2 separate regions of the Homo sapiens genome follow, and region 2 is linked to region 1. Evidence: chromatin loops called from intact Hi-C (ENCODE). Cell type or tissue: endothelial cell of umbilical vein. All regions are shown on one strand. Each heading gives the region's core, and the rest is flanking DNA. Links, peaks and the distances in the headings are about the cores only. Region 1 has its middle 81 kb from the start of ERCC6L2. Region 2 holds the start of LOC124902221 (a long non-coding RNA gene).

The links. A loop is a pair of places that touch in the nucleus more often than their neighbours do. Peaks named below come from ENCODE experiments on the same cell type or tissue, not always from the same donor. Only the 100,000 strongest peaks of a DNase experiment are listed, where the experiment ranks them.
Region 2: it touches region 1 in a loop (4-fold over the local background); 4 of 110 quality-filtered maps call a loop at or near these places.

What each region holds. Positions count from the first base shown.
Region 1 is chr9:95,791,753-95,797,140 of GRCh38, reverse strand. No RefSeq gene overlaps it. Among named protein-coding and RNA genes, the nearest start is that of ERCC6L2, 81 kb to the left of the region's middle. In endothelial cell of umbilical vein, for the core only: no CTCF peak of the experiment used is centred there; a DNase peak (open chromatin) is centred at 2,780; H3K27ac peaks cover 1,805 bases.
Region 2 is chr9:95,850,033-95,855,420 of GRCh38, reverse strand. ERCC6L2-AS1 (ERCC6L2 antisense RNA 1) reads left to right here. Exons shown (of 3, transcript NR_023390.1): 2 at 5,129-5,194. It overlaps LOC124902221 (a long non-coding RNA gene), which reads right to left and starts at 3,124. Exons shown (of 3, transcript XR_007061680.1): 1 at 3,009-3,124; 2 at 2,242-2,361; 3 at 1,635-2,023. RefSeq lists an enhancer at 2,500-2,794. In endothelial cell of umbilical vein, for the core only: no CTCF peak of the experiment used is centred there; DNase peaks (open chromatin) are centred at 660 and 2,660; H3K27ac peaks cover 1,856 bases.

The DNA.
Region 1 (5,388 bases), core at 84-5,083:
CAGAGTGAGACTCCGTCTCAAAAAAAAAAAAAAAAAAAAGTAAAAGTTACCATGAACTAGAGCAAAAGAGAAATGGGGGAGTTATTGCTTAATTGCCACAGAGTTTGTTTTGGATAATGAGAAACTTTGAAAAAGGATAGGGGTGATGGTGGCACCACAGCATGAATGTAGTTAATGCCGCTTAATTGTACAGTTGAAATGCTCAAAAAGGCAAATTTATGTTATATATATTTTACCACATAACAAAATAAAATAGTTAAGAAAAAGATTTAGTAGTGGTTACCTTCAAAAGCAATGAAAGAGTGAGATTTCTCTTTTGAGAAACCCCTCCTGCACTGTTTGAACTTTTATCACATATATGTGTACTTTTTAAAAGTCAGCAAGATCATCTGTATGTGAAATTGTGAGTTGGTTTTATCTTCTTAGATATGATTTCCCTTATTTTAAAAAAATCTATATGTTAAAAAACATCATTTTCTAGCAGTTTTCTGTTTCTAGAAGTAGAGACATCTTTTGAGCAAATTTTGCTTTGGTAAAATGACCAGAATGGGTGCCTTGAAAACATGTATAAAACAAGCGGCCGCTCATTAATCTTAGGGAAATCTAATCTTAATTATAGCTAATCGTAATTCAAGTCTTTCATTTACAGAGTTTGTTGTTTAGTTTATTAATTGTGGTGTAATTTTGAGTAGTACTATACTCTTGCAGATTTAGAGGGTATTTTTCTCCTAAATTCGAATTAAGGTTTGTGCTTCCTGGGAGATGTGTGTGTGTGTGTGTGTGTGTGCATATGCACGTGTGTCTGGTCCTCTGTACACATATGCTCCACTCTTGCCTTATGCGGGAGGAGATGTTGAACAGGAGCTGGGCAGGGCCTCTCACAGCACACCAGGGAGCATTATGCCAGTGCCTACACCTGGCGCTGGAGCACACCACCGATGCTCCAAACTGCTGGAAATGTGCCATTGTTTGCTGTGACTGCGTAAATGGGCCACAGACTAGCAAGAGACTGGATGAAGAGAAGCAAATCCCCTTCTGTCTCTGGGATTGAGAGCCTTGGCCTAGACCCAGGTCAGGGGGAACTGGTCAGGGGTGTGCCTTTTGATTGGAGGTATATTGACCTCTGTAATCTGCTCATCAGTTTTTATGTATCATGGCTTAGCCCCTCGACAACTTCTTTTTTTCTTTTATCTTTTTGTAAGGCAAGGTTTCTCTCTGTTGTCCAGGCTGGAGCGCAGTGGCATGATCACAGCTCACTGCAATCCCAAACTCCTGAGCTCAAGCAATCCTTCCACTTCAATCTCCCAAGTAGGTAGGACTCCAGCCTAGCAGTTACAGCTGCCTGATTTCTTTCTTTGTATTTTTTGTAGACACAGGGTCACACTATGTTGCCCAGACTGGTCTCAGACTCATGGCCTCAAGGGGTCCTCTTGCCTCGGCCTCCCCAAGTTTTGGGATTACAAGTGTGAGCCACTCTACCCAGCCTCAACTTCTTTTTAAGTGTTTTTCTATTTTCCCCACCATGAGGATTTTTTTTTTTTCATAATGCTGAAGCCCAGGAACTAATCTAGGAAAAAATAATTGTTCCCCTTTCCTTTCCTCACACCTTTTCTTTCTTTTCTATTTTTTTTTTTTTTTTTTTGAGACAGAGTCTTACTCTTGTTGCCCAGGCTGGAGTGTAGTGGCGCAATTTCAGCTCACTGCAACCTCTGCCTCCCGGGTTCAAGCAATTCCCCTGCCTCAGCCTCCTGAGTAGCTGGGATTATAGGCAAGCGCCGCCACACCCGGCTAATTTTTGTGTTCTTAGTAGAGACAGAATTTCATTGCATTAGCCAGGATGGTCTAGATCTCCTAACCTGGTGATCCGCCCACCTCAGCCTCCCAAAGTGCTGGGATTACAGGCGCGAGCCACTGCGACTGACCTCCTCACACCTTTTCAATCTTTCTCTCCCCATTCTCTTTATTCGAAAACATGAAAATCCACCATCAAGGATGGCAAAGACAGAATCACCCCACAGGACTGAGGTGGAGGCAAAGTAGAATGCCGCTTTGGTCTGGACTAGAGAGGAGACTGGGAATATCCCACATGAACGGACCTCATCTCTATGATGTTGACATAGTGTATAGTTCTTCTAACATAGCCTTTAATAAGCAGCACAAGTATCTTCTTGCCTTTTCTCCCTCTGGACGGTAAGCTCCTGGAGGCCAGGGACTTGTCCAGAGCTGTTTCTCCAATACCTGGCAGAGTTCATGGCGGACAAATGGGCATTCAAACATTGGCTGCATAAGTATTTCATGTTTCAAAAGAAAGTGACTTCTCTAGTTGTAATGGCCATCCAATCAGATGATGCAAGGGGAAATGATAACCGTTTTAAAGACCCAGAAATATAACACAGTTTTCAAAAAGACATTTCTTAAAGAAACAAAGTATGAGTAGGATATCATCTCAATTTTCTAGTGGTGTTAGAGTCACTTCCCTGAACAAGAAATGAGAGCAATGATGCAAATGAAATATGATTACAAACACATTGAATTCAAAATGTAGTGGTTCCTAGGATATCATGTGCAGATTCCCAATTTCAACATGTGTTGTTTAAATAAACGACAAAAGATCAGATCTTTTGTGACTAAACATTTATAGCACTGTATATTTTACATCTTATCTTCCCACAGCTCCCTCTTCATACTAGTTTGTTTTTATTGGACCACCAGCAGCAAATTCCTGCCATTTTATAACCTTATGACATTATTGTCATTGCTTTTAGCACAGGCACTGCTACATCTGTTAGTAAAAAAACTAAAAGTATTCTCTCATGAGTCACTAAAACACAATTGCCAAAACCAATTAAACTCGTGCCAAATATGACAAGTCACCAGAAGACTTTTAGCAATTTACAATGTTTTTGCTGGGAAAAGGAAATAAAGAAAAGAGAGAGGTACATTTGCATAACACTTTTTTTTTTCTTTTTTGCTAGTGAGCTTCAAAAGTTATAATCACTGAAATTTAGTAATGCTGACTACATCACTTTCTTCTGGTGTTTTTTACACTATCGTCCAGAGTTGATCATTAAAATTCTCGGTGGTTGGTCCTTCCCATCTCCACACTGCAAAATATTCCTATTCTTCCTGAGCTGGAGGTACTCACCAAAGATGAATGAACAAAGTATAGAAGAAGCAATGGCTGGATTTTAGGTTGAATAATCAAAGGATGGCCAGATATTTAACAAGCAATAAGGTAAACCAGCAGTGAAATTCTGCATATAAACCTGCCTGGGGATAGGAAATTTAGCTCAAATAAAGGCTAGGGATAGAGTTAAAAAGTGCCAACAGGAGAGGTATTTTCCTATCCTCACCTCAGCCAGTTCAAGATGAGTAACACATTGGCAGGACTTGGATACAGGACATCTCACTACATGTAAGCTTTAAGAGAAAAGAGTGTAAATTTATTACAGTGTGGAAAGTACAGGATTAACTAGACTACTCAATTGGCCTTATATCTTACCACCTAGATCTTTGCAGACTCATCCAGCAGAGAACTGAAGCAATTATTTCAACAAAACTGAGGCCCCAATATTTTTTTCCAAAATATTCTAAAAGTAGAGGAAAATATGTACTTAGTTAGACAATCAGTTGCACTATCCACATTTCAAATCCTGCATACATAAGTGTGGCTACTGGCTACCCTGCTGGACAGCACAGATACAGAACATTTCCATCACTGCAGAAATTTCTACTGAATAGTACTAATCAAAAGGATTTGGGGCCACAGTGGCTCATGCCTGTAAACCCAGCACTTTGGGAGGCTGAGGCAGGAGGATCACTTGAGCCCAGGAGAAGGAGGCTGCAGTGAACTATGATTGTGCAACTGCACTCTGGCCTGGGTGGCAGTGTGAGACCCAATCACATGAAAAAGAGGATTTGGGTCACTGAAAAGACAATAGAGAAGGAAAAATTCTTGGCTATTTCAACCTGTAAGAGGTGAGGAGAGTGAGAGAAGCCTGAAGATTTAGGAGTGTACAGAAAGGAAGGGGGAAATCAGGAGTATCAGAAGTCAAGGGAGAAAAAATTTCAAAAGACAGTAAAGAAACAAGAATGCCGCAGACATAAGTGAGACAGTCATTGAAGAGTACCATTGAACTTGGTCATAAGAAGATCATCCATGGCCTTCGAAAGACTCCAGATCACAGTGAGTTCAAAAATCAATGGGAGGGTATGAATTGGAACTGATGAGTATAGACAGTCTTCTAAGAAATTTAACTTTGTAAATAATTGCGAGAGTAACACTGCGCCTGGCACATCCTCTGTGTGTCATCTCCGAATCTGAAGTGTCCCTAACAAGGTGGCTTCTGCATCTCACGGCTTCATGTGGACCTAGAGATCTTATGAAAGTATCATGGAGCAAGATTGTCATAAATAGCCCCATAGCCCCACCTTGTTCCTTTGTGGTAACTTAAGCACTGGGAGGGTCAAACTCACTAAGTGTTCATATGTGGGTCTTATAAACTAAAAGATTTTTTTTTCATTTTTGGTAGCAACGAAACGAAAATAATTCAGCTAACTTTTTCACTTCAATGGAAAGGGGCACCTCACTGGTGGGAAGACAAAAGGTTATCATATTTTGCTTATTTTCCCCTTGTATTAAAGAAATAATTTTATTGGGTTTTTGTTGTTGTTGTTGTTGTTTTGAAACGGAGCCTCACTCTGTCGCCCAGGCTGGAGTGCAGTGGCATAATCTCGGCTCACTGCAACCTCCACCTCCCGGGTTCAAGCAATTCTCTTGCCTCAGCCTCTCAAGTAGCAGGGACTACAGGCACCCGCCACCACACCTGGCTAATTTTTGTATTTTTAGTAGAGACGGGGTTTCACCATATTGGCCAGGCTGATCTTGAACTCCTGACCTTGTGATCTGCCTGCCTCAGTCTCTCAAAGTGATGAGATTACAGGCATGAGCCACCGCGCCCGGTCCGATTTTAGTGTTTTATTTAATATTACAAAAGAAATACATTCTCATATAAAAAGACTTAGAAAACTCATATGAGCCAAAAGAAGAAGTTAAAATTACCCATTATATCTGTTTGTGTGCTTCAGCTCCAGGAGAAAGAAGCCCTGGCTTAAGCAATACAGACTACTACATAACAAGGAGTCCAGGGCCAGGTGGGTGGGTTTCAGGGCTGGTTTTTCCAGTGGTTCATTGATGTCATTAAAAATCCAGATTTATTTCATCTCTCTGATCTGCCGTCTTCAGTGTGGTTTTAACATCAACCCATTGGCTCTTACAATGGTGACAACAGTAGTTCAAGGTGTTACAACAAGACATAACCACATTGAAAGGAAAAAGAGAGACTTCCTCATCTCTTTTACAAGCAAGACATTTTCTTGTAAGAGCTT
Region 2 (5,388 bases), core at 114-5,113, 58 kb before region 1:
TGAATTTTGAAAACACTAAAATGTTTCCTAAAGCAAATATTGTACAGAAATAGTCAAATCAGTCACAAATAAAAATTCAGCTTTCATTTTATCTTAAGAATTTAAAGGACCAACTTATCAATGGTAATCAATTTGTAATTAGTTTAATTTACAATCACTCTGAAACCCTCAAACATCACTTTTTCAGATATAGCTTGGATTAATTAAAAATTTCACACTTGTCTAGAGACTATTCTACTTCATGTTACTGCACATTCTAGAATTAGCATACAGATTTCTCTCACACTTGGTACACTAAATAATTTAGTTATTTTTATAAATTGCATTAATTTCTAGGTTTTTCTAAAATACATTATTACCCTAGAAGTAGATAACCAGATGTTTAAAGTTTCAGACTTTAACTGCCTATCAGTAGAAAAGAATATATTTAATTAAAAATCTCCAAAGAGATAATCCTAAGGAAAAAAAGACAGCATATTGGCAGGAAAAGAGTAATTTTGAGTGTAGTACACCACATTCTAAATGAAAAATTTTGGATGACTTACAAGAATCCAGAGAGATTGAATCTGAATGGTGTGATTCAGATGGTAAATATGTGCTATGCATTTACTAAGAAGTCATAAAGTACAGGAGAGAGGTCTCACTTAGAGGCACTTATATTTTATAAAATCAGAAAGACTTTAGTTTATTGAATAAGGTCAAGTCTTATTTACATGCAACGATAGAAAAGCCAACATAAGTGGCTATAACTAGGATCAAATATTTAAGATGCAGCTAAAGGACTTCAACTTACAGTTCATGACAAATACACAGGAGATGAACCAGCTATAGGACACTATGAAGAAATAAACATATTTGAGACATGATACAAAACAATGGTCCTGGATGCTTTAAAAATTCAATGCCAAAGAAAAGAAGATGTGTTGGGGCATGAGGGTGCTACTGAGAACACTGTTGCACTAAAAGAGATTAAAAGAAATACAGAAACAAAATGCAATATACAAACCTGGATTTAAAACAAAACCCAGCCATTCAACACATGCTTAAATATATATCTGAGGAACAAATGAGAAAATTTGTACATGATCTGGGTATAAGATAATATTATAATAATTGCTAATTTTCTTGGATGTGTTAGTAGTATTGTGATCATGTAGTGGAATGCCCTATTTTTAGGAGATGACCCTGAAATATTTAGGGAAGAATATCATGAAGTCTGTTGCTTATTTTGATATAGGTTCAGCAAACAACATACACACACAAGTGCACACACCCACTTATCTGGCAAAATGTTAACAATTGTTGAATCTAAATGGTAGGTGTCTAAGTGATATGAGTGTTCATTGTATTTTTCTTCTGAATTTTCTATATGTTAGAAAATGTTCATAATAAAACATTGGAAAAAATAAAAATTATTAAAGTTTTTGTAGTAAAAGACAGGTCCTTTTAGAATTTTGAAAAAAGGATCTTAAGGAATTATCTTTATTTAAGAAACAGAGCTAAACTTAAGAATAAGATAGCACTGTTTATAAAGAATGCCATTAGCCTATTCCTAAATAAAATGCCAGGCAAATAATGATAATTATTCTTAAGACATAGGCAATTGGCCTTACAATACCAATTATCTGTGTTTCTAACTATCCTGCATCCTCTCAGGGTAAATAAGGATGTTAATAGCTTACAGCACTATACCACTGTAAGCTCATAGAGGTCAGTATATTATAAATTATTTTCAGTGTTATAGGCATCCAACCTTTACACAAATGTCAGAAAGGAGGCAGATGAAATTCTGACTTAGTATAAAATCTAACAATCTTTGTAAGCAGAATGGTTGAATCAATATTTTTCCATTTAGCTAACATAGCACATGAATTAGTTGAATTTACCTGAGTAAGTGTGGAGCTCACTGAGATTGTGACTTGGCATCGCTGGAATATTGCAGTAAGTGCAAAATGCTTCCCAAAGGATGCTGCTTTTTCACAGCCGAGGCTGGAGAAACCAACTTAGTAGCAAATTGGTCTACCTGTTAAACAAGAAAATGAAACATGGAGCAGAAGAAATGTCTGTCAGTGTTATAGACTAGAGCTCCTGTAACAGCCAACCCCTTCTCAAGGTCCTAGATGATCCCAGTGGGCCTCAAAACCCACCATGGGTGATGTGCAGAGTGCCTCAGGGCAGTTAGGACTAGAAGACCTGGCATGCACGGCAGTCTAACAGGAAGGAGTTTAGTTTTCTATTTACCTGCAACTGAATATAGATTTCCACCTTGCATGCAAAAGCCCGCTTTTCAGTCAGCGGCATTCAGAGATCTGATGCTGGATAACAGCTTCTTCGAAGGAATGTTCTTATTTTTTTGAAAATCTGAAACACAAGAAAAGTATTATTCTTGGGCACCAAATAAAGACCTGGTAAAAATCCTTATTGCCACAGAAAGTCATCATCTTCTAACATTGTGAGAGATAGAACTTGGAGGCAGCAAACACTCTGCAATAATACATCAACATTCAGATCTCTTTGAAAGAAAGTTTCCCATTATAGACTTGGCTACTTGTTATACTCTAGGTGAAGACCACCTGGAGGGAAATGTCTACACAGCGACTCATTTCTTCTACTAGAAGATGTCAAAAGTAGAAGCTGCTTAGTCATAGCAAGATTGCTGTCACCAGTGAACATGTCAACTGAGTCATACAAGGAACGTCTAAAATGGACTTCTCAGAAGTTGAAAATGTTGCTTCTCTTGATTAGTAGCGCAGGAAGGGGAGAAATAGGTATTCCTTGATTAATGGGCAAACACACCATTTCCCAGAGACTCAGACAGTTGGAGAAACCCATGAATGAATAAGTCAGAGAGGAAAAAAAATAGTGCCGATATAAAGAACCGTTTATTTTCTCCTTGTTTCCATGAAGAGTGCCTTTTTGTTTGCAGATCCTCACTACTGCAGCAACCCAGAGAATAGAGGAAATTATGCCAATAGCTAAAGCAAAACTTGAAGATTTCTTTAAAGTACCTAATTATGGTTTTAAAAAATTCTCCATCTCGATTTGCTGGAAGTTGAGACCCAGGTCTTTTGCAAGCTTGTGAAGTGAAAGAAATTTCTAACAACCTTCCCTGGACCAAACCATTCTCTCCAATCTCCGTCCCTTCCTGTCTTTTCATTGCTGGTCATGCCTCCTTTGTGTACATTCAGGCTCATGATTCTCTGATTCTCTGCCAGAACATACCTCTTCTCTCAAGGGCCTGCTAAATGGCTTGATACTCTGGCCAGTAAACAATTTGAAACCCTCCATTTGTATGCTTATGGACAATTGGGATTTCAGTTTAAAAAATAAAGCATATTTTTAAAGTGAATTCTATTTTGTGATGTGGCTGTTGATTTCGTTTTAAAATTAGAGACGAGGACCAGGCTGAAAGACAAGCTGAGGGAAAGACTATGCCGTGCAGCAAAGTGCACAAAACTTAAGTGTATACAGCTTGGTGAATTTTTGGATATGAATCCACCTGTGTAACCACCATCTGGAGCAAAATATTGAACATTTTAAGCATCCCAGAAGATTCTATCATGCTTCCTCCTAGCTCTAACCTCCTTCCGCCTAAAGGTAATCATGATCCTGATTTCTATCACCAGGGATTCATTTCACCTGTTCTTAAACTTTATGTGAATGAAACAACACAAGATGTACTCTCTTGTGTCTTATGTGTGTGAGATACACTCATGTTGTTACATGCAGCTGTGGTTTGTTCTTTTTCATTGCTATGGAGTATTCCATTATATGCAAATTCTTCCATTTCCATTCTGTTGCTTTGGTTCTTACAAAATATGTCATTTCATGGGCATGTGCACTTTAAAAAAACAGACTTTATAGGTCGGGCGTGGTGGCTCATGCCTGTAATCCCAACACTTTGGGAGGCTGAGGCGGGCGGATCACGAGGTCAGGAGATCGACACCATCCTGGCTAACACGGTGAAACCCCATCTCTACTAAAAATACAAAAAAATTAGCTGGGCGTGGTGGTGGGTGCCTGTAGTCCCAGCTACTCGGGAGGCTGAGGCAGGAGAATGGCGTGAACCTGGAAGGCAGAGGTTGCAGTGAGCCGTGATTGCACCACTGCACTCTAGCCTGGGCAACAGAGCGAGACTCAGTCTCAAAAAAAAAAAAAAATAGACTTTATAGAGCAGTTATAGGTTCACAGCAAAATTAATCAGAAAGTACAGAGTTTCTATCAACTCCCTGGCTCCACAAACATACAGCCTCCGCCACTATCAACATCCCCCTACGGAGTACTACATTTGTTACGATCGATAAACCTTTATTGACACATTGTTATCACCCAAATTGACCCCTTTCATTATGAAATGCCCTTCCAAAATCCCTAACAACTCCTGTGCTCTGAACTCTTCTCTTTCTGAAGTTAATATCATTATTCCTGCTTTCTATTAGTGTTGGCACAGTATATCTTTCTCCATCCATTTACTTTTAATATATGTGTCTTTATATTTAATGTGGGTTTCTTGTAGAGAACATATAGCTGGGTCTTGTTTTTTGATGTACTCTGACAATCTGTCTTCTAGTTGGTGCATTTAACCATTGACATTTAAAGTAATTATTGATATAGTTGGATTAATATCTACAATATTTATTACTGTTTTCTATCAATTGCCTTTGTTTTTTGTTTTTATTTTTAAATTCCATTCCTTTTCTGCCTTTGGAGGTCATAATTGATAATTTTAGATTATTCCGTTTTCTCTCCTTTCTAAGATACTTTTTTTGTTGCTTTTTTTAGTAGTTGCCTTAGAGTTTGCAAAATACATTTACAACTAATCTAAGTCACCTTTCAAATAACGCTATATCCCTTCATAGGTAGTACAAGTACTTTACAACAAAAAAAACTTATTCCTCCCTCCTGTCCCTTGTATCATTGTTGTCATTCATTTCACTTATCCATAAGCACATACACATATATGTATTCGTATACATATATGTAAGCATGCATAATCAAATGCATTGTTGCCACTATTATTTTGAAGAAACTGTTTTCTGTTAGATCAATTAAGAATAATTGTTTAAGTTTTCTAAATGTTTAAAATTTTCCTTCACTTATTCCTTCTCCAATACTTTTCTTTCTACAGATCCCAGTTTCTGACCTGTAGCATAGTCCCTCTCTCTGAAGAACTTCCTGTAATATTTTTTGCTAGGTGAGTCTGTTGGCAATAAATTCACTCAATTTTTGTTTGTCTGAGAAAGTCTGTATTTCTTCTTCACTTTTGAAGAATAGTTTTGCAGAGTAGAGAGCTCTAGGTTGGTGGCTATTTTTTTTTTTTTTTTCTTGAGACGGAGTCTTGCTCTGTCGCCCAGGCTGGAGTGCAGTGGCGCAATCTCGGCTCACTGC